Regions from separate parts of the Mus musculus genome. Here regions 2 and 3 are each linked to region 1. A link is a loop called in an ENCODE intact Hi-C map of the cell type or tissue named here. Cell type or tissue: heart. All regions are shown on one strand. Links, peaks and the distances in the headings refer to the core of each region. The heading gives the core; the rest is flanking DNA.

Region 1 (7,339 bases), core at 1,274-5,273:
GTTCACAAAAGGCGAGTTGCAGTTCTCCTCTTGGTTTTGTCTGATGAGGTCTAAGCAGAGCTGCTGCTGCCTCTGTGGACGAAAGCCTGGCCCTTCCCTAGCATGGGTGGGAGAGGAGCTACACAGTTTTTCATAATATTTGACTTGAGTTATTCTGTCTGAAAGCTGCTTGTGCCGAGGGATAGTTTCCCTTCCCAGTGTTTGGCCAGAAAGAGAAAGCTTCCATTGGGACTCAGCTTTTCCATGCCTGTTGGGGTTTCTGGTGTGCTCTTTGGTTTCCCACCTAGAATATGTGACATAAGAAGAAAACCTAGCGAGCTCATCCCCGGGTCTTATCCTGGATCCCGTGGCCCCTAGATTTCTATTGCCTTGACATTGTGTCTGAGATGAACAGATCGAAAGGAAGGAGGTTTTATTTCGGTTCATGACTTCAAAGTCACTTGGCTGTCTTGTTTTGAGCAAGTAGGGAGGATCATCATGGGTTAAAGCAAAACTGTTCATCCTTGGTAGCTAGGAAAAAAGCAGAGAGAGGAGGAAAGGGCCAAAGTCCCTTATACCTCACTTTAAGAGCCTGCCTGGTACCCTGACTTCCTTGCCTTGTACTAGACCCCACCTCCTAAAGTTTCCATCACTCCCAATAGTGCTAAAGGCCAAAGACTGAGGTGTAGGCTTATAAGCCAGTGGGGGCATTTATGATCCAGACCATAACAGGTTCTAAAATCTTGCTTTCTTATTTCCACTGTTCAGAATCATCTTCTATTACATATTTGTATATAAACATGAATATGTGTACATATGTGTATATACATGAATGTGTGTACTATATGTATATATAAACATACATATATGTACATATATATTCTACAAAGCACCACATCCCCATATATGCATAGATATGCATACATGTACATATATACATATATATGTGCATTTAAAGAATGTAAAGAATATAAGAATGTATCTATTCTATCTTCCTAAAGGCATAAGTAACCACTGTGTATATTGAAACTTTGAATTGTTGCCAGTACTTTTAAATTAGAAAATTTCAACTTAGAATTCAGTGATTTTTTTTTTTTTTTTTTTTTTTTTTTTTTTTTTTTTTTGCTTCTCTTGAAAATACCTGGCAGTCTTGGGTCCATATTCCGTGATGCAAAGAAATAGCATGGGCTGTGCTACCCACTGTGCTTCCCTACTAGCTACGAGGGCTGTGTGTATTGGCTTCTTTTCTCCTCACTGACCAAATGCCCGACCAAAAGCACATTAAAAGAGGAAGGGGCTATTTGGGTTTAGAGAAGGGATACAATCCATCGTGGAAGTGGAGACAAGGTGGCAGAAACATGAGGCAGAGAATGTATAGGAAGTGGGTCTAATCTGTAACGCCTCAAGGCCCACCCCTAGTGATGGACTGCCACCAGAGAGGCTCTACCTCTTAAAGGGTTCACCTTTTCAAACTTGCACCACCACCTAGGGACCAAGGGTTCAGGCACAGGAACCCATGGAGGACAAATCACGTTCAAACCACAGCACTATGTAAGTTTAAGTTAAAATTAACTGAAAATCTCCAGTTCCAGATTACAGCAGCTAGGTATGACTAGTCGCTATTCTATTAGACAGTGAGGTCAGAGTACTGTCCCAGTGTAGGCTTTTCTGTCAGACAGTGCTGGGCTTGAACATGGCGCGTGGGGGGCAGAGGGGCATGCTTCAGTGTGTGAAGACCCCACCACTTGCTGGCATCATCTGCCTCATTGACCTCATCCGTTAAAATGTGTGTGTCTATGAAGGAGTTAGTAGCGTTTTTACCTGGGGCTGCAGGTGGAAGCCATTGCGCTGTGGGGAGCACAGCCCGAGCAGAGCCTGGGATGGGAGGAGCTATGGTCCTGAACAACCAGCGTTTGAAAACAGAGTAGCAAAGTGGGAGAAGAAATAGCAACTCCCGAAGGAAAAAAAAATACGGACTGTTTTAATCTCCACTGTGCCTTAACAAGCTGTATTTTTTCGGCTAAAAAATTAACTTCTGCCATGCAGATCCCACCAACCACACCTTGGGCCATTCTCTCTTTGTTCTCTATACTCCAGCTATATTGGGTTTCTTGGGTCACTGAATGTCCCAAACAACTCATTTCTTCGGGACCTTCACAATACCTCTCTGCCCTGACTACTCTGCACCTGGTGCTAGGCCAACTCCGCAAAGCCTGTGGATTCCAGGCAAGTGTCTCTTGAAGCCTTGGCTAGACAAAGCCCCGCCCTTAGAGTCCACAGTGCCTGGTCCCAGTCCGTGGCACTCGACACAGGATACAGTCTCTATATACTCAAATGGGCAGTGTTCTGTGTGTCTCTCTTCCCTGCTTGGCTATGCGCTTCCTGGGCACCAAAACCAGATGTGCTTTGGCCACTACTGTATTCCCTGGGCTAACAGAAAGCCTGACACAGAAGGAACACCAAAGCGGACACCTATTGCCGAAGGTCGGGTGGCTCTTCTGAATTCAACTTCAGCAGCATCAAAATGGAAGCAGCAATAACTGTTGCCCTAACTTTATAGATTAGGATAGCTTATTTTAAACTTGAGACCAAAAATTCATAAACATTTTTATCATATAAAGAAAAATGTTAGTTAAGTAAGTCTCTGCCATGAGGCTCCCTGGTGACCCCATTAAAAAGAGACATATCTTAGATCTCAGAGTCAGCCATAAGCTGGGGCCTCCGAGATATCGGGAATGAGACTCAAGGAACTGCAATAAGCTTTGCCCTCGTATCACCCAGTTAATTACTGAATGCCTTGTTTGTTGCTACTTTGAAGTTTAATTTGTTTTCATCTAACGCCTGATGAATTTCATTCCAACCGGAGGAACATTTTCTGTCTTAGCGAATCACCTCCAAATCAATCAAAAGGCAACAAACTTGCCAGGCCTTCCCTTCCCCATCTCTTAAATGAGAATAATTACCATTCTACGTAACACACAGGTTTATAAAGATCATGTGAGGTGACTCATGGGAATTCAGCCAACAAATCCTGCAAGGCGCGCGCGGGGGGGGGGGGGTTGGGGGGGACACGACCTCTTTCAGGAAAGTAGTCTTCTGGCTTCTTCTCCCAAATCTCTGTGCCTACAAATGAGAACTAGCCCAAGGCAAGAGGGAGCTTTACCTTTAAGAAGCATTCTGATATTCTGAGCTTTGACCCCCCAGTAAAGCCAGAAAGATAAAAGATAGAATTGCCAGAACTTTCAGCCTCTTCAGACTGGGCCTGGGGGGGGGGGGGGGGGGGCGGGGCAATGGCTGACTTTACTCACAATTGAGCCCCGGAGCACCAGGTGCTCCTGCCCTACCTAGCCTGCCGCTAAGAATGTCAAAGATGTCGGGGAGGGGGCGGGGTGTGACCTCAAGAGACACAGATCAGCTGGTGTGCAGCTTTTTACTCAGTACCCACCTCCACCCTGGCCAAGGGGAAGCTGCCAAGGAGCAGATTCACCTCCGTACAGCAGAGGGCAGTGGTGAGCTCATCTCGACCCATACCTAGCGCGGAGGGGAGGTTCTGCTGGGTGTGTTCAGAGCTCAGGAGCCTGGATCTGAGCTGAGCCCTCCTGCCCGTCCTCCTTCTCCCCAGACGCCGTGATCCCTTCACCCCAATTTAAATATTTACGCACACAGGCATGGAGACGCGGGGAGGCACATGCCGCCATATATTATTGTTAATAGAGTCGCTGTTGGCTCTCTCATGCAGACGCAACATAATAGCAAGCGTTGTCCAACGTAATCCCCATGAATTACTTATACCATTTAGCATCTAAATTGACCACTTCCTGTTTCTCCAAAATAAGACTGTTGCTTAAAGTTAGGGGGCCATGAGTCCATTTCACCAGGCACTTGGAGAGTCAGTGTGATTCAGTGAAGTATTCTGTTCTAGGCCCAACTCTGACACCGGCTGATGATGCTTGGGGCTTGTTGCTTTTAACCATGTGCTCCAGTTGCCTCTAACTCCTCCCTCCCCAAAAGAAAACATGGACTCTGGCCTCAGCATTCTGTTCATACTTTAGCCTCTGTGGCTGTGGGTTTCTCAGCCTCCTTCGTCATTCAGCGACAGGCAGGGGGGGGGGGGGTGTCCTGTCCCACTTCTAGTCCAGTGAGACCGAGGTGCTGCAGGGTAGGAACTTGGCAGAGCTAAGAGCTCGCTTCTTTCCTTTCTTCAGCCAGTGCTTAAATGAGTAATGGCACCTCGGTGGTCCAGGGCACCGTTTTAAGGTATGTGGGTTTATTTGACTAAATTAGAATGAGGAAACAGGTCAAAAATGAAGTCGGATGATGACTTGAAAGGAAACTGGATTCCTTCGGTCTTTTTTACCTCTGGTAGGTAGGATCCCAAAGGAGCCAGAGTGTCCAGAGGGATCTACAGCTGGGATATTAAACCTGCAGTTTGGCTGCAGGAAATAGGTTTAAGAGGGATGGGCTAGGGAAACAGCCAAATTATGAGGTTGATGACATTTCTGCTCTGTGTTTCTCCTCCCCATCCAGGGCACCTTCACGACCCATTTTCAGGGCAGCTATCCAATGGCTTCGTGGCAGACAGTCCCTCCTGACCACTCCCAGGCTCCTCAACCCCGCCCCCACAAAACTGCCCTGGTTTACTCCAGATCTCCACTTGATTGCAATGTAGGGGAATGCCTTTGGGTCCCTAAAAGACACTTTGTCTCAACAAATTAGGTGTTACTATCTATAAGGGCCAGTCCTGTGCTAGGAAACACTAGGTCATGGCCCTGCCCTTCAGCAGAGGAGTAGAGTGTGTGCCTTCCTGTGTTTGCTTCCTGGCTGTTCTTTACCTCCAGTAGGGGATCTGACCATTTTGGGTAGACTTGAGATTCAAGTTGGATGTAGGCCCTGCCCTTCAAAAGTCCCACACTGGTCCTGAGGAAACACTCACTGCCAAAACCATGGCTGCCCCACCTCCTTTACGCATTGACTTGAGCATCTGCACCCAAAAGCTCTGCACATCTTGTCCACATTCTATCTCGGGGCTCAAATGCCCTACTTATTGATAATGCATCTGAAAGTCTGTTTTCTTCCCTCTCCAAGAGAATTATGTAAACTCTCCTCAATGGAACCCTTTCCAAGAGAATTGGCCAATCCGTTGACTTATTAAAATTAACAACATGGTAAGGGAAGACACTTGGACTTCACAGGGGATAATCAGAAAATTAACCCTTTACAGGTTTTTTTTTTTTTTTTTTAATGTTCAAAGTACAGTGTCCTAGTGGGACAGAACAGGGATACACTCCTATATGGTACAACTACAGTTCCCCTCTACCCACACAATAGGACTCCATATTCCATTGTTGCTAGAAGTTCTAGATTTTTACCTCTTTGTTTGTTGTTAGGCAAGGCCTTACTATGTGGCCCAGGCTGCCCTTGAGGTCACCATCCTGCTGCCTCAACTCTCAAGTCGGGAGTCTACAGGTATACACAGCAATGCCTGCCTAAAGATGATTCCACCTAACAGAGCCATTGGTCTGGGGATTACCACGGTGGCCATTCTAAGTAAGCTTGACCTCGGCTAGGGTACTGGCAGCCATTCCCAGTGGCTCTGATCCATACATGTTAGCTGGGAAGAACAGGGGTGCCAGGTCTGTCACCAGAGCATTATATAGCAATATGAGCAGACATCCTTAGAATAGATTCTGGTCTCAGCTCTGCTAACTCAATAACCAGAGCCAAAGACATTCCCTTCTCCAAGGCTCAATTGCTTTTGACCTTGCCTTGGACGCTGACTACTGTGTAACTAGAATTTAATGAAGCAAGATTAAGGCTGTGAAGCAAACTCCTCTTAAGCCAATACTCTCACCATAATAACTACCCTTGGCTTTATTTCAGGTCTGTTCTGTATATAAAATGCAAAACCTTTGTTTAAAGATCTATTTTCATTTCATGTGTATGAAATGAAAAATGTTCATTTTGCTAACATACATGTATATGTACCACATATGTGCCTAGTGACCTCAAAGTCCAGAAGAGGGTGTCAGATCCTCCGGAATGAGTCACAGGTGGCTGTGAGGCCACATGGGTGCTGAAAACTGAGCCTCGATCCTTCCAAGCAGAACACGTGCTCTTACTTCTGAGCCATCCCTCCAGCTTGTTATCATTTAAAACAAGTTACACAATGGTGCAGATAAATGGTGCCTGGGTTGTATTTTGTTTTCAGTGCCTTAACTTAGCAAAATAAAAAGTTGGCAATAAATACGTGAATAAACGAACAAACAAACAGCAATTTTGTCAGTCCTAAAGGATCTTTTGCAATGATCTGCTCTGAAACAACTAAATGTTGAGGACCCTCTGGGTCGAATGACCTCTGGGCCCCTGATGGCAAGGATGCTCAGTATCAGGTTGTCATAGCTGCAGGTGTTCATGGCATCACTGCCTTTACTGAGGAAAGGAGTAGTTGACTGTCAGGTTTTCAGTCTTGTTTGGTTTGGTTTGGTTTTCTGGTTCTCTACTACGGCTACACCTAGATTCACTGGCCGCCTGTAATGCTGAATATGCACAATACATACTACATGATTATAGACAAACTTAAAAATAAATAAAACTTTAAAAATGCATGATGGTGGCTCACACCTTTAATTTCTGCACTTGGGAGGCATAGGCAGGTGAATTTCTGAGTTCAAGGCCAGCCTGGTCTATGAGAAGTACCAGGACAGTGAGGGCTACACAGAGAAACCCTGTCTCAAAAAGAAGGAAGAGGAGGAGGAGGAGGAAAAGGAAGAAGAAGAGGAAGAGGAGGAAAAAGAAGAGGAGGAGAGAAATCAGAGAGGAGAAGAGAAAAGAAGAAGAGAAAAGCCTCCAACTCTCTGGAACCTTCTACCCAGATGCATGGAATCAGCTTCTGGAAGCACAGCTGAGATGCAGCCAGCAACGAGCCCTGACTGAGAGCATCACAGGCCCGGCTTTCTGGGAGAATTACTTGGAGAGAACTTAAATAAAAACTTAGATTCTTCAGCTGTGCTCCAGACTTTCTAAGTCAGAAATCCCAGAGCCAAAGAACCTACATTTTCAAGTTTCCCGAATAAGCCAACTGCTGCCATGATTCAGGCTAGTATTTAGGAATCTGACAAATTTTATTTTATTTTATTTTATTTTATTTTATTTTATTTTATTTTATCTTATCTTATCTTATCTTATTTATTAGTAGTAATAGCTAGTGTGTGTGAGTGTGCCTTTATGTGTGTGTGTGTTTGTTTGTACACGTGCAAGCATGCATGTGTACAGGTACGTATATGCCACAGTGTGTGTAGAATCAGAGGACAACTTTCAAAAGCCAGTTTTCCCCTCATACCATGTGTTCCAGGCATTGGAC
Region 2 (7,339 bases), core at 2,055-6,054, 270 kb after region 1:
TGGGCATCGAACCCTGGCACCTCCATGGCCTCCCCCTCCTACCTCACCCAGGGCAATGGGCTGCGACCTCGGCCTGACCCAGCTGGTACTCGGCCACAGCTGCCTCTCTCCCTCACCTGTGTTGTAGCTGATAGGACTATTTGTCATCCTTGTTTTTTACACCTGTCACCACCCCACCTGCCTCATGTAAACACTGCTGGAGTCAACACACTAACCCTGGGTCTCCAGGGTAGGCACCGCCCAGGCCTTCCAGGAACTCTGATCTCTTAGGGCAGGGCTGAGGAGAGCAGTGGTGACAGCAAGAGAGCCTCCCAGGTGCCAGCTTTTCCTGCAAAAGACCTGTCCAGAGGGAACTGGATGAGGCAGGCTCCCATCCACCTCTCCCCTGGGTCATGGCCACACCTCCTTTACCAGGCCTAGAAAGACAAGACAGACCACAGTGGGAAGTGGTGCTGTATGTGGCCTGTGGTGTTGCTCTGGAGCCAAGGGTAGGGCTCCCTACTGGCCAAGTGACATTCAAATCTTGGAACCCAACCTACATCAGTTTCTCTGATAATAAAGTAGAGGAAGTGGCATCATTTGGTGCCTTTTAAAGAAATGAAGTCCACAGGCTGGGGAGACAGCTCCATCCACACAATCTTGAGAACCTGAGAACCGCTCAACCAGTAAGCTTCTGGCTTGCTGAGAGACTCTGTCTCAAAAGAATAAAGTAGAAATGGTTAAGGAAAACTCGCAGTATCGACATCTGGCAACCACATGCACCTGCCTGAGACTCCCCAAGTGCTGGCTGTAGCTTACAGCCTTGCTCTCAACCCGTGAGACTGTCCGCCACACCTCGGCAGATGGAGCCTCAGCAGCTATACTTCCCACAGCTGACTGGAGGTCCTGTAAGATCTACTCAGAGCCCCTTGAGGCACATGCCACCAGTCTGTGAGATGGGATTGGGCCAGAGGAACAGAGTCACAAGGGTGTAATAGCAGGGTCTACATTAGAGAGCACACCTCTCTTCTTCAGCCTCTCATGTTGAGTCTCAGGCAGACGCTCATGCACCCATAACACCCGAGGCCCAGAGACCCTGACACGGAGTGAATGAAGGGCCTCAGGCTGGGAGCCTGCACCAGACCATGGGGCCCTGCTTAAATTAAAAATAAAATAGCATTCTGCTGTCACTGTGGTTATTTTTATGGGCGCCTTTGATTTAGACTGCTTTATACAGATTCTCCATTTTCCATAGGAATATGACATTTATAAAGTACAAAGATGTGTATAAGAAAACTAGTATTAGTCACCGGCTGACGCAGGACTTGGGCAGAAGTTATGAAGGTGTTGGGGAAAGAATAGCCTGGTCTACTAGTTTTCAGACGTACCTCATCTGTGCTTGTGTGCATTAGATTTAATGTGTAATTGCATTAGAGGTTAGAACTAGGAAGTTGGAGAGATAGCTCAGCAGTTAAGAGCACTGACTGCTCTTTCAGAAGACCCAAGTTCAATTCCCAGCTCTCACAATCATCTGTAACTCCAGTTCAAGGAGAAACCCTGTCTCTGTCTTGAAAAACAATAACAAAAACAAAACAACAACAACAAAAAAAACAAAACAAAAAAAAAAAACCAGGGTGGGGAAAGCTCTCCCATTAAGGTACACCTTCACCCTACTCCTTCACTCTGGTATGGGGTCTTACTGAGTTGTCCAGGTTGGCTCAGAGGTCTGGGTCCTCCTACCCCAACCCTCTTTTTTCTTTTTCTTTTTACATTTATTTATTTGTTTGTTTGTTTATGTATTTATTCATTATTTATTTGGGGATTTTTTTGGAGGGGTTGTTTTTGTTTTTGTTTTTTGAGACAGGGTTTCTCTGTGTAGCTCTGGCTGTCCTGGAGCTCACTCTGTAGACCAGGCTGGCCTCAAACTCAGAAATTCACCTGCCTCTGCCTCCCAAGCACTGGGATTAAAGGCGTGCGCCACCATGCCTGGCTTCATTATTTATTTGTTGAAAGTGTGTCTGTGTGTGTCTGTGTGTGTTACATGTGGAGTCAGAGGACAACATTTGGAAGGTGATTTCTACTTGTACCAAGTGGGTCCCAAGGATCAAACTCAAGTCGTCAAGCTTGGCAGCAAGAGCTTTGCCCACTGAGCCATCTCACTGGTCCAGCGTGGAAGTGTCTGACCACTCTGATGAATGGTACAGAAACTGGGTCTGTGAGGGGTGCCCGTGAATGATCTGGAGAGAGGCACCAGTCTGCCAAACTATTAGCCTCACATCCTGCCTCTGCCTGCCCCATCGCGTGTGTGGAGTCCCAGAATCCATCTTTTCTCTTCCCTAATTGGGTTGCTAATATCTGCTGGCGAGGCAACCCTAATTAAACCATTCATCTTTGTTGCTCTGTATTCTGAGGCTATGAGGTTGGCCATTATCACTTTTCTCTCTTTGACCAAGCTCTCTGAGGATAATCTGAATCTGCTCTTGTTCATTTCTTAGAAATTCTGTCCATCCGATTTGAGTTCCTTTGTCCTTTCTTAAAACACTGGGCTCAGAAGAGAGGACACAGGGTGGGGGTGGAGGGCAGCATGAGTTGGAAATTTTGTCTTGTTCAGCAAAGCTGATTTGTGAGTGAATGGAGCCTGCTTGATGCCTCCACAGCTCAGAGAGGGTCTGCACCCACCCAGGAGAGAAGAGCATCAGGAGATGAACTGGAGCCCCAGAGGGTAAATGGCTGGAGCTGTGAGCGAATACCATTAGTTACTGTGCTTGGAACCCGTAGAAGCTGGGTGACACACACCACTGCCCATGAAGGTTGCACCGTCTACACTGCTGCTAACAAAGTGACCAGGGCCTCCATCCTGCATTTGATGATCCCATCCTGCCCCCTGTCCCCTGCCCCTGCCCCCCCCCCACCGCCCCTGCACCTGTTCTTGCCTCCACCAAGTCCCTTGTACATGATTCACACAGGCGCTAGTGGGGCTCCAGATTTGCAGCTCACTGAGAAACTCTGCAGGAAGCATTTCCCCTTGCCATAGCTGCTCCACCACAGAACCCCACACTGCCTCATGAGGGAGACCAGCACCCTGTGTGAGCCCAGGCCCACCCATGTGCCAGGGGAACATCCACAGGCTGCTTAGCTTCCAGGTCCCATCCTTGATCCCAGGTCCCATTGATATCTAGAAGAGGGTTGTGTGGAGGACAGGGGTATGGAAGACCAGCAGGCTTGTAGGGCAGGGGCACTGTCTTAACTGGAGAGAGAAGGCTGGGCTGTAAATTGCCAAATTCACCATTTTGCTGCATCGTCTTGGAGGGAATCATGAAGTTTCTCTCCCCCACAGTAAATGGTGGACACACACAGCCCTGCAACCCCAGAGAGCCTGTGAGCTGACAGCGTGCTGCAGGCATAGGTATAGCTCAGAGCCTTAAGCTCAAAGTACATCTTAAGTAGTCCCAGTCACCAAGTACCGGGTCTGTCTCAGTTACTGCTATTGCCAAAGACGTGCCATCATGTCTACAATGGATGGTGGTGGGTGCCACTTCTACTGAAGGCCACAAATAGAGCAGGGATCAGAAAAGCAGACTCTGCTGGGGATGGGAGGGAGCAGGCCACTGCTTCCCCTTGACGGGCTGAGTTCTAAGGCTCAGGTGTAGAGCAGAAGACTTTGGGAGTGAAGGAAATGTCGTTGCTTTCTCCTGTACAGGCCTCAGCCAGGTGTGGCTGGCAGTTTTCAGAATGCCACCCTAATGCTCTCTGCCTGCTGGAACCGCAGTGTCTTGGTAGGGTCTCAGCATCTGGGGTCTCTGCCCTTTGCCCCATAGCTGCAAGCCAGCAGTCCAATAAATAACCCTGGCACACTGGGCGGGGCCCTACCCTGCCCAGTCTGTGGCACCGGGTTCCTCTTGTTGGTCTGTGCTCTCCTGCCCTCTGGTGGTGATGGAGACAACTGCAGCCCATGGGGCAAGGTGGGGCCAATGGCCTTGGCTGCAGCTGGAGAGCTGGGGGGGTAGGAGGGGACACACGCCCATGTTCGCACTTCCATTTCACTTGGCCTCAAAGATTAGAGATGGAGGAAAACTCTGAACGATCCAAAGCAGCTACTCAGATGGAAGGGGTTATTATTATAATTACTATGATTATTGTTATCAAGATTATCATGCCTGCCTGGAAAGTCTTGTACAAAGCAGGCTTATTTATGTCAGCTTGTTGTTTGTGTCTGAGGCGCTTCATCTCTGCTCATAATAACTAGCATTTGCAGGGCTCTTTCATGCTGCAGAGCTTTGTCACATCTTCAGCCCAGCTCATCTGCACAAATAGCCTTGTCACTGGGTGCCAGGAGGAGAGCAGAGGCTCTAGCCGGGCATGTGGTCTGTCCAAGGCCACTGGCAAAAAGGCTCAGGGCCAGTACTTGAACCTGGGTCACCAACTGTCTTAGTCAGGGTTTCTATTCCTGCACAAACACCATGATCAAGAAGCAGTTGGGGAGGAAAGGGTTTATTTGGCTTACACTTCCATGTTGCTGTTCATCACCAAAGGAAGTCAGGACTGGAACTCAAGCAGGTCAGAAAGCAGGAGCTGATGCAGAGGCCATGGAGGGATGTTCTTTACTGGCTTGCCTCCTCTGGCTTGCTCAGCCTGCTCTCTTATAAAACCAAGACTACCAGCCCAGAGATGGTCCCACCCACAAGGGGCCTTTCCCCCTTGATCACTAATTGAGAAAATGCCTTACAGTTGGATCTCATGGAGGCATTTCTTCAACTGAAGCTCCTTTCTCTGTGATAACTCCAGCTGTGTCAAGTTGACACAAAACTAGCCAGTACACCAACTGAAGATGCCTATTCCTTTCCGCTGTTACCTTTTGTACCTCTGCTCTTGAGAGGTGCGGTTTGCCTACCTGCCTTCAAGCAATGAATGTGTCTGGCACCTTGTAAGCTCCTGGAGCAGATGGTGTTGGGGTGGAAGATATGAGGCCAGAGTTGACTTCGCTTGACCATTACCAATGCTCACCCTGGGATGCAGACAAGTATCAGTACATCTCTGAGACTTTGGAGCAGAAGTCGGCATAGAGGCTGCCTGTGGCCCAGCAAGTGGGAGCCAATATGCACAGTGGACAGGTCCTCACTGGGCCCTAGGAACTTACAACTCTCTCCCTTAGTGGATTCTAGCTCTAGACACCAGCTGGAGACAACTCTGGTACAACAACCAACATGCTGTCGCACAGGCTGACCTGACACAAGGTCTGAGTGCTGCTTGCAACACGTGCTCAGGATCTACCCTGCAGCCCTTGGTCTTAGCCCATCCTTCATAGAAGGGCATCTACTTTGTGCCTCCAGTTCGAGGGCGTCACTACCCTGATACCACCCTGGGCATTCTCTGCACCCCAGCAAGGGCCTAAGGCAGCCTGCTTCTGGGGAACGTGGCCAAGCTGCATCCCCCCATCTCCTGCTCACCACCTGCTGTCATGCACAGGTCTCTACAAGGAGTCGTCTAGAGCCCTCAGGTCCTCCAAAGTGATTCTCATCCACACTGCATTCCTTCCGTCCATTTGTATTTCTACATTAGGAGTAAGAGCCATTTAAGCAGAAAGGATATACTATTTAAAACAGTAAGAATGGCCATGCTGTTTCTTTGTTATTGGTGTGATTAAAAAAAAAAAAAAAAAAAAAAAAAAAAAAAAAAAAAAAAAAAGGTATCTTGCTGATAACTTCTAGAAGCCACAGCTTCTCCCAACCCCTGACCCTAAATATATAAGAGCAGTGCTTGACTATTGATATTCAGCCCTGAAGTTCCAGCTGTTCCTGAGGAGGGTCCTGACTGACCTCCCTGGCCCCTGTCACTGTGGCCGTCCTGCTCACTCTGCATGCCCATAGCAGCTCAAGAGGTGGGAAAACGCATGCCCATCCGCCGGGGAGATGCTAGCCCAGCTGTCCTACGCTGTGTGTCCTGTCGTTTCACACGGCGACCCTGTGGAGAAAACAAGGATGTTGCCATCCCCTCCCCATTCATAGCAAGGACACTGTACCACTGCTTACACTGGGAGCCTAGGTTGAGACCAAGTCTGGGCCCACCCATCCCGGCCTTTCCACAGAGCAAGAATGGTTATAGTCAGCCAGGCATGGGGGCGAACGCCTTTAATCCCAGCACTTCGGGAGGCAGAGGCAGGCGGATTTCTGAGTTCGAGGCCAGCCTGGTCTACAAAGTGAGTTCCAGGACAGCCAGAGCTATACAGAGAAACCCTGTCTCGAAAAACCAAAAAAATAAAAAAATTTTTAAAAAAGAAGAATGGTTATAGTCTCTCTCCAGTGGGAGAAAACAACACTTCCCTTCTGTTTCTGCTCCACAGCCAGCCTCAGGACAGTAGGATGGTGGTACAGACAGTAAGGGGCTCCTCCCCTCAAGCCCAGGCAGCCACAGGTCTACAAACTTCTTCCAGGACTACCAGCTGAGTTCTGCTGTACTCTCCAGTCCAGCACATAGCCAGCCCCTAACACTGGCGTGCCATCCCAGCACTCGGGGAGAATAAGGAGCCATTCAGGCAAGAAACTTTACAGAATGGAGATACCAAGTCCAGAGTGCTGTCCACAGTTAGAGAAGAGGGCACTCAGATGCCAGAAGAGTGCTGTGGGCTACAGCCATGGGAAAGGGATCTTCACAGAAGCCGTAATTTGAGCCTAGTTGGTTAGGAGTTACAACAGCCACGACTATTAAAATACCAGTTCAAACATAAAGTTACCATCCAAACAGCGTGTCCCTTTAAATTTAACAAACGAGGGGAGCAGGAAACTCTGCCAGGAAGCCCAGTGGCACACATGGTTGCTGGCACAATAGAATCCAGGCACTGGCTTATTTTTTCAACATTGATCTATCCCTGTCTTGGCTGTGCCTTCATCAGTGGCCACTCCACACTCCTGCAGGCTTTGGGATTCTTTTGTTGTTGTTATGCAGAATATTTCAATATATTTGCATATATGCTTATGTGTAACATGTATGTTTTTAGATATAAAACTATGTGAATAATCAATATATATATATCTTTTTGACAGCAACAACAGAGCTATTTTATTAGATATTTTCTTTATATACATTTCAAATTTCAAATGCTATCCTGAAAGTTCCCTATACTCTCCCCCTGCCCTGTTCTCCTACCCACCCACTCCTGCTTCTTGGTCCTGGCATTGCCCTTTACTGGGGCATATAATCTTCACAAGACCAAGGGCCTCTCTTCCCAGTGATGGCCGACTATGCCATCTTCTGCTACATATGCAGCTAGAGACACGAGCTCTGGGGGTACTGGTTAGTTCATATTGTTGTTCCACCTATAGGGTTGCAGACCCCTTCAACTCCTTGGGTGCTTTCTCTAGCT
Region 3 (7,339 bases), core at 2,055-6,054, 540 kb after region 1:
TCCTTCCTTCCTTCTTTCTTTCTTTCTTTCTTTCTTTCTTTCTTTCTTTCTTTCTTTCTTTTTAATTTTTTCAAGAGAGGGTTTCTCTGTATTGCCCAGGCTGTCCTGGAACTCACTCTGTAGACCAGACTGGCCTCAAACTCAGAAATCCACCTGCCTCTGCCTCCCAAGTGCTGGGATTAAAGGAGTGTGCCGCCACTGCCCGGCTATGACCTCAGTTTCTTAAGAACAGCATCTTGAGGATAAATAAGAAAGTAAGGGTTGATAGTGATGAGTTTGTGTGTCAAGTTGACAAGGGGTCAATTGTACTGGCTGGTTTTGTGTGTGTGTGTGTGTGAACTTGACACAGACTGGAATTATCACAGAGAAAGGAGCTTCAGGTGAGGAGATGCCTCCATGAGATCCAGCTGTAAGACATTTTCTCAATTAGTGATCAAGGGGGAAAGGGTCCATTGTGAGTGGTGCCATCCAGTAAGCAGCACCCCTCCATGGCCTCTGCATCGGCTCCTGCTTCCTGACCTGCTTGAGTTCCAGTCCTGACTTCCTTTGGTGATGATCAGCAATGTGGCAAGTGTAGGCTGAATAAACCCTTTCCTCCCCAACTTGCTTCTTGGTCATGATGTTTGTGTAGGAATAGAAAACATGACAAAGAAAAATTGGTACCAGAAATGGGTTATTCCTGTGACAACCTGACCATGCTTTGGGGAGGACTGTGGAAGGACCTTGGAACTTGGAGCTAGAAGAGCCATTTGGTGTTAAGAGCTCTGTGGGATGTTCTGTAGGAGCTTGGAATCGTAGCTTGGATAATGTTGAGAACAGTGCAGAGGATGGAGGCCTGGTTTGTGAAGTTTCAGAGGGAAGATTAAGAGGGTTGTTCTTGGGTTAAGTTTTCCTCCCCCTCCCAGGTATAGCAGTTGGGAGTTCGTTCACTTCAGATGATTGCTTATCTGCCTATCGATATTTGTTTATATGCCTCTATGGAAAAGCATGTTTGTGCTGCATGCAGCTTGCCTGTCAGTCACCTGCAGCTTGCCTGTCGTCACCTGCAGCTTGCCCTAGTGATTGGATACTTTACTCATGCAACTTCTCTTAACCCTCAGAGTATAAATTGTCTGGGGCTCCCAGTAAGGTTGGCCGTTACATGAGATGTTCATCTGCCTCACCTGTGTCCCACCACCTCTAGAGTCATGACACCCCCCCCCCCCACACACACACTTTCTTTTGTGCCATGTCATTATTTTCTGTTTGTGACCATTTTTCTAAGGGGTGTTTATATTTTTTCAATATAGGGATTATATAGACCCTCCTCACTGCCCCCAGCCCCTCCCTGGCTGTTCCATCTGAGACAGGTCTGTCTTACTGTGCAGCCTAAGGGGGCCTCTCTCCTATGTTGCTGAGGACAACTTTTAACTTTTCATCCTCCTGCCTCCATTTTTCAACTGCTGGGATTACACGTGTGTGTCACCATGCCGCTAACACGGTTATTTCAGTACTGGGAATTGAGTCCAGGGTATCATGGATAATAGGCAAGCATTCTACCAACCGAGCTATATTATATCAACAGCCCAGGATCTTACTTTCAAATGAATAACATATATCAGGTTGTTGTGGTGGTTGTGGTTGTGTTGTTATTGTTGTTGTTTTGTTTTTGAGACAGGGTTTTTCTATGTAGCCCTAGCTGGACTGGAACTCACAGAGAGAGCTTCATGGCTTAGCTCAGCTTGCTTTCTTATGGATCCCAGGGCCACCTGCCCGGAATGGCAGCCCAGCCCCACCCCTACAGTGGTCTGGGCTCTCCTACATCCATCATTAATCAAGAGAATGTCCCACAGGCCAATCTGCTGGAGGCATTTTCTTAATCAAGACCTCTCCTTCCTTGCCAGGCATAGAAAACAGTGCCTCTGGTCAGTCTCAGCACAGTGAAGCAGAGGCAGGGAATCTAGGCCTGGGTCAAGGCCAGCCTGGTCTACATAGGAAGTTCCAGGCCAGCCAGCCCTACCTAGTGAGGCCCTGTCTCCCCTTTCCAGATATGTCTAGGTGTGTGAGAGAGACCAAAACAGGAACAATATACCTTTCAAGTTAATGGGAGACCAAAGTGGGGAAAATGTGGCTTGCAGGTTAAGGGTTCTGTTTGCAGTTGAGACAGTTGAGAATAAATTCCTGTTTCCCTGTGCAGGTTAAGGGTTCTGTTTGTAGTTAAAGCATAAGTCCTTGTGTGAAGTCCTTGGAAGTTAAGGTTTCTATTTGTAATTAAGAACAAATTCTGGGGGCTGGCGAGATGGCTCAGTGGTTAAGAGCGCCGACTGCTCTTCCGAAGGTCCCGAGTTCAAATCACAGCAACCACATGGTGGCTCACAACCATCCGTAACGAAATCTGATGCCCTCTTCTGGAGTATCTGAGGACAGCTACAGTGTACTTGCATATAATAAATAAATAAATCTTTAAAAAAAAAAAAAAAAAAAAAGAACAAATTCTGGGTTGAAGAGATGGCTCAGCGGTTAAGAGCACTGGCTGTTCTTCCAGATGTCTTGAATTGATTCCCAGCCAACACATGGTGGCTCACAACCATCTGTAATGGGATCTGATGCTTTCTTCTGATGTGTCTGAAGACTGCAACAGTGTACTCATATACATAAAATAAATAAATATTTAAAAAAAGAGAGAGAATAAGTGCCCTGGGGCACTGGAGCGATGGCTCAGCAGTTAAGAGCAGTGCCTGTTCTTCCTAAGGTACTGAGTTCAATTCCCAGCAAACTCGTGGTGGCTCTTATCCATCTACATTGGGATCTGATGGCCTCTTCTGGTATGCAGGTATACATGCTGATAGAATGCTCATATACATTAAATAAATACATCATAAAAAAAGAATACATTCCTGAGTTGGGCATAATGGTGCATGACTTTAATCCCAGCACTCAAAAGGCAGAGAGGCAGGAGGATTACTGGGAGTTGGAGACCAACCTGGTCTACAAAGCAAGTGCAGGACAGCCAGGGCTACACAGAGAACTTCTGTCTCGAGAAAAACAACAAAACAAAACGTTTTTGTTTCTTAGAGCTGATGTAAATAGCAAAACGTGTTTTTCACCGTACACTAAACTTTGCACCCCATTCACGCGATGTACATCCTACCCCTGTTCCCTCCCTTTTATAGTATCTTCCCAACAATGTAGCACAGCCAGCTCTCTCCCAGTGAACATTTCTCTCTCCTGTAAAAAAGGACCTCAAGAGGCCAGCAGGAGCGGCTCTCTCAAATCCAGACTTAGGGTGAGACAGCTGGTTGGCCAATCCCTGGTGCACCCCAGAAGACAGCTTACTTCAACTGGACAATCCTTATTTATTTATTTATTTCCTTAAGTCCCCCACTGTCTTAGTCAGGGTTTCTTTTTTTTTCTTCTTTTTTTTTTTTTTAGATTTATTTATTATATGTAAGTAAGTACACTGTAGCTGTCTTCAGACACACCAGAAGAGGGCGTCAGTTCTCGTTACAGATGGTTGTGATCCACCATGTGGTTGCTGGGAATTGAACTTAGGACCTTTGGAAGAGCAGTCAGTGCTCTTAACCGCTGAGCCATCTCCAGCCCCTTAGTCAGGGTTTCTATTCCTGCACAAACATCATGACCAAGAAGCAAGTTGGGGAGGAAAGGGTTTATTCGGCTTACACTTCCATACTGCTGTTCATCACCAAGGAAGTCAGAACTGGAACTCAAGCAGGTCAGGAAGCAGGAGCTGATGCAGAGGCCATGGAGGGATGTTCCTTACTAGCTTGCTCAGCCTGTTCTCTTATAGAACCCAAGACTGCCAGTCCAGAGATGGTCCCACCCACAAGGGGCCTTTCCCCCTTGATCACTAATTGAGAAAATGCCTTACAGTTGGATCTCATGGAGGCATTTCCTCAACTGAAGCTCCTTTCCCTGTGATAACTCCAGCTGTGTCAAGTTGACACAAAACTAGCCAGTACACCCACTCTCACCCACTCTTCGCTCCTGTGCTGGGGATGGAACCCGGGTCTCACACACACAGTAGGCAGATGCTCTATCACACAGCTCTTACCAGTATTGCCCAATTTCTCACTACCAACGTGATGTTACTAAACAAACTTGGAGAGAGATGTGAGACAGCACATTGCTATATCATATCACCCTCAAACAGTACCGGAGACTATCGCAACACATGGATGCCTGTAATCCCAGCACTCAGAACGTTCAGTACTTTGATCAGTTCAGCACCTTGATCTTTGTCTGCATAACATATCTGAGGTCAGCCTTGAATACATAAAATTTTATCTCAAAAGAAAATTTCAGCTGCATAATTTAACCATGGTTATCCTGCAGGACAGTGCAGATCCAAGCATCTTGAAAGTTGAAGCAGGGATTGACTCCATTTGTTGGGCATTTGCTGCCACCTGCTGGTTAATTCTTTTCATTGCAAGCTGGGGAAATTGCAATTTAGAGTTGACAAGTGAATGAAGCTCTCCTCGAATGCTGGATACTGTGCCGAGGCTCCCAAGCTTAGCACGACAGACATACACACTGCCCCTGGGGAAAGACTTCTGAGTTGTGGGCTCCTCTAAGCATCCACTGCCAATTTCCCCAACGCTCATTTTTGCATTTTTGTTTGTTTAAGGACATCCATCTTTCCTTCCTTCGGAGGTCAGAGCACAACTCTAATTCCTGACCCTGAGAATGTTTTTGAGAATTTCCTCAAACATCTAGACCGGATGTGACATATTTAGGATGCTTTAAACTGGGGATATTTGATATAGAAGGCCTGTTTTCTTTGCTTGTTTAGTTAGCTTTTGCTTTTGAAGCAGGATCATACACACCACACACACACACACACACACACACACACTCACAAACACACAATTGGTGGATGAATCAGGGCTCCAACAACTTTATTTTTTCTCTTAGCTTTTTTTATACCACCCCAGAAAAAAAAAACTCTTCTTAAGAAAAAAGATCAACTTATAGGACAAGTTACATAGTCTCAAAAAAAAAAAAAAAATCAGGGGCTGGGGAGATGGCTCAGCAGTTAAGAGCACTGACTACTCTTCTAGAGGTCCTGAGTTCAATTCCCAGCAACGAAATGACATGGTGGCTCACAACCATCTGTAAAGGATCTGATGCCCTCTTCTGGTGTGTCTGAAGAGAGGAACTGTGTACTTACATACTTGAGTTGAATAAATCTTTTAAAAAAATCAGCACAAAAACATATTCTTGGAAAACAGATTAACATTATTATACAAAGGGAAATGGCAACATGGTTACTAATTATGTCTTCTTCCATTGAAACGCACACCTAACTAAACACTTCCTGTCTATCTTTCCTTCCACAAATCCATCTGAACCCTAAGGCAATAATTTTTTTTTTTAGGATTTATTTATTTATTATATGTAAGTACACTGTAGCTGTCTTCAGACACTCCAGAAGAGGGAGTCAGATCTTGTTACGGATGGGTGTGAGCCACCATGTGGTTGCTGGGATTTGAACTCCGAACCTTTGGAAGAGCAGTCGGGTGCTCTTACCCCCTGAGCCATCTCACCAGCCTGGCAATAATTCTTTTGTCATCGATTAACAAAGTTTAAGCAAGCCAAGTCTACTGTAGCGAGTGTTCCCTATGCTAGCTGAGGACAGTCTGTATTTACCAAGAAATAAGTCATTATATTCCGTCTTATTTTTTGAAGCCTCATTTAGCTAGTCTGGCTACTCGTCTCCTCCCTACTCTTACACTCAGAGGAAATAGGATCCTTTACTCTTCGTTCATAACCCTGTCCCTTCGTGGTGCACACTTGAAACCGGTGACCACAGCCTTACATCACAAGATCAAGGAACTCAGACCCAAACCAGGGGGAACGTTTTCTTTGATCATTAACCTGCTCAAACCTCACAAGCACACGTATGTGCCTGAGCTCACTGTGTTTCATCTCTAGCCTGTACAGCCCTCTCATCTCTACAAAGAGGGGGGCAATTTCCACGGTTATTTCTATCTTTGTTATATTTTTCTGGCAAAACAATCTAAACCATCTCCCGAGTCTTCCTACCCTGACTTCCGAAAATTGTTTACATTAAAGCAGGGCTTCTGTAAAGTCATCAATTCATTTAAACAGCATTATTCGATGCAAGTTCATCTTCATACTGATCTTCAGGAAAATTGCCCAATAGAGAGGACTTCATGGAGGACAATCACACCAGGCTAGGGGCAGTGAGGTTCTTCCCATGCCCGTTCACACCATGCTAGCTAGATACAGGATGTCTATAAAACATGAGAAGGCACAGCACCATCAAGAAGCAATCCAGGGACAAACCCCAAGGGGGGCCGTGCCTCTCCGAGGCACACCCATTGCAGCTGTGCATTACGGTGGACCTTACTCAGGAAGCTCACTTGCCCACTCTAATTCCTCCTCCACGACACCCCCATTCCCCCCTCCCCCACAAAACAAAAATAATCTTTAAAAAATTATGTTCTGATACCTGCTGTGAAGAAATGTGGTCAAGAGCCTGGACAAATAGCTCAGTGGTTACAAGCACTGGCTGCTCTTCCAGAAGACCCTGGTTCAACTCCAAGCGTTTAAATGGCAGCTCACACCTGCCTGTAATTCCGTTCTAGGGGATCCAACAACCTCACACAGACACACATGCCGGCAAAACACCAGTACACATAAAATAAAAATTAAAACACAAGAAATGTTGTCAAATCACCAGATGCTATTATAGATGTTTAAGCTAGGTGTTTGAGGTCAGCCTGGGTGACAGAGAAAGATCCTGCTTCAAGAGCTAGAGAGATGGCTCAGTGGTTAAGAGCACTGACTGCTCTTCCTGAGGCCCTGAGTTCAACAATGGGACCCAAGGCCCTCTTCTGATGTGTCTGAAGACAGCTGCAGTGTACACATATGCATAAAATAAATAAATCTTTTTTAAAAAGGAAGAAAAAAGAAAATGCATCCATTGGATTGTTCTAATTTATGTGGGAAGGCCCAACTACTGTGGAAGGAGATATTTCAGGGTAGGTGGTCCTGGGTGATTTTATCTAACCCTGGGGGACAAGCCAGCGAGCTGTGTTCCCATAACCTCGGTGTCAATTCTAATTCCAGGTTCCTGCCTTGAGTTCCTGCCCTGGCTTCCCTCTGTGATGGACTGTGACCAGTTAGCTGAAAGAAACTTTTCCTCCCCAGCTTGTTTTTAGTAATGGTGTTTTATCTTAGGAGTAGAAAGCAAATTAGGACCCCATTTAAAGACCATTGTATAACGGCAGAAAGAGGTGTTTTGTAACTTCATCAAAACATTCTGGTATTTTTGGTTTGTTTGTTTTTGTTCTTGTTTTTGAGTTAGTGTGCAAAA

The links. Hi-C counts contacts between places; a loop is a spot of excess contacts. Peaks named below come from ENCODE experiments on the same cell type or tissue, not always from the same donor. Only the 100,000 strongest peaks of a DNase experiment are listed, where the experiment ranks them.
Region 2: a loop joins it to region 1, with 9 times the contacts of the local background. A loop is called at or near these places in 20 of 42 quality-filtered maps.
Region 3: it touches region 1 in a loop (2.5-fold over the local background); 2 of 42 quality-filtered maps call a loop at or near these places.

The regions. Positions count from the first base shown.
Region 1 is chr8:93,658,445-93,665,783 of GRCm38, forward strand. The region is part of intron 3 of Gm26843 (a long non-coding RNA gene); the gene reads right to left. Among named protein-coding and RNA genes, the nearest start is that of Gm30606, 58 kb to the right of the region's middle. In heart, for the core only: a CTCF peak has its summit at 3,478 (motif pointing right); a DNase peak (open chromatin) is centred at 3,477; H3K4me3 peaks cover 689 bases; H3K27ac peaks cover 891 bases.
Region 2 is chr8:93,929,207-93,936,545 of GRCm38, forward strand. All of the region lies in intron 3 of Gnao1 (guanine nucleotide binding protein, alpha O), which reads left to right. Among named protein-coding and RNA genes, the nearest start is that of Amfr, 80 kb to the right of the region's middle. In heart, for the core only: a CTCF peak has its summit at 3,910 (motif pointing left); a DNase peak (open chromatin) is centred at 3,905.
Region 3 is chr8:94,195,271-94,202,609 of GRCm38, forward strand. No RefSeq gene overlaps it. Among named protein-coding and RNA genes, the nearest start is that of Gm39228, 16 kb to the left of the region's middle. In heart, for the core only: a CTCF peak has its summit at 4,405 (motif pointing left); no DNase peak of the experiment used is centred there.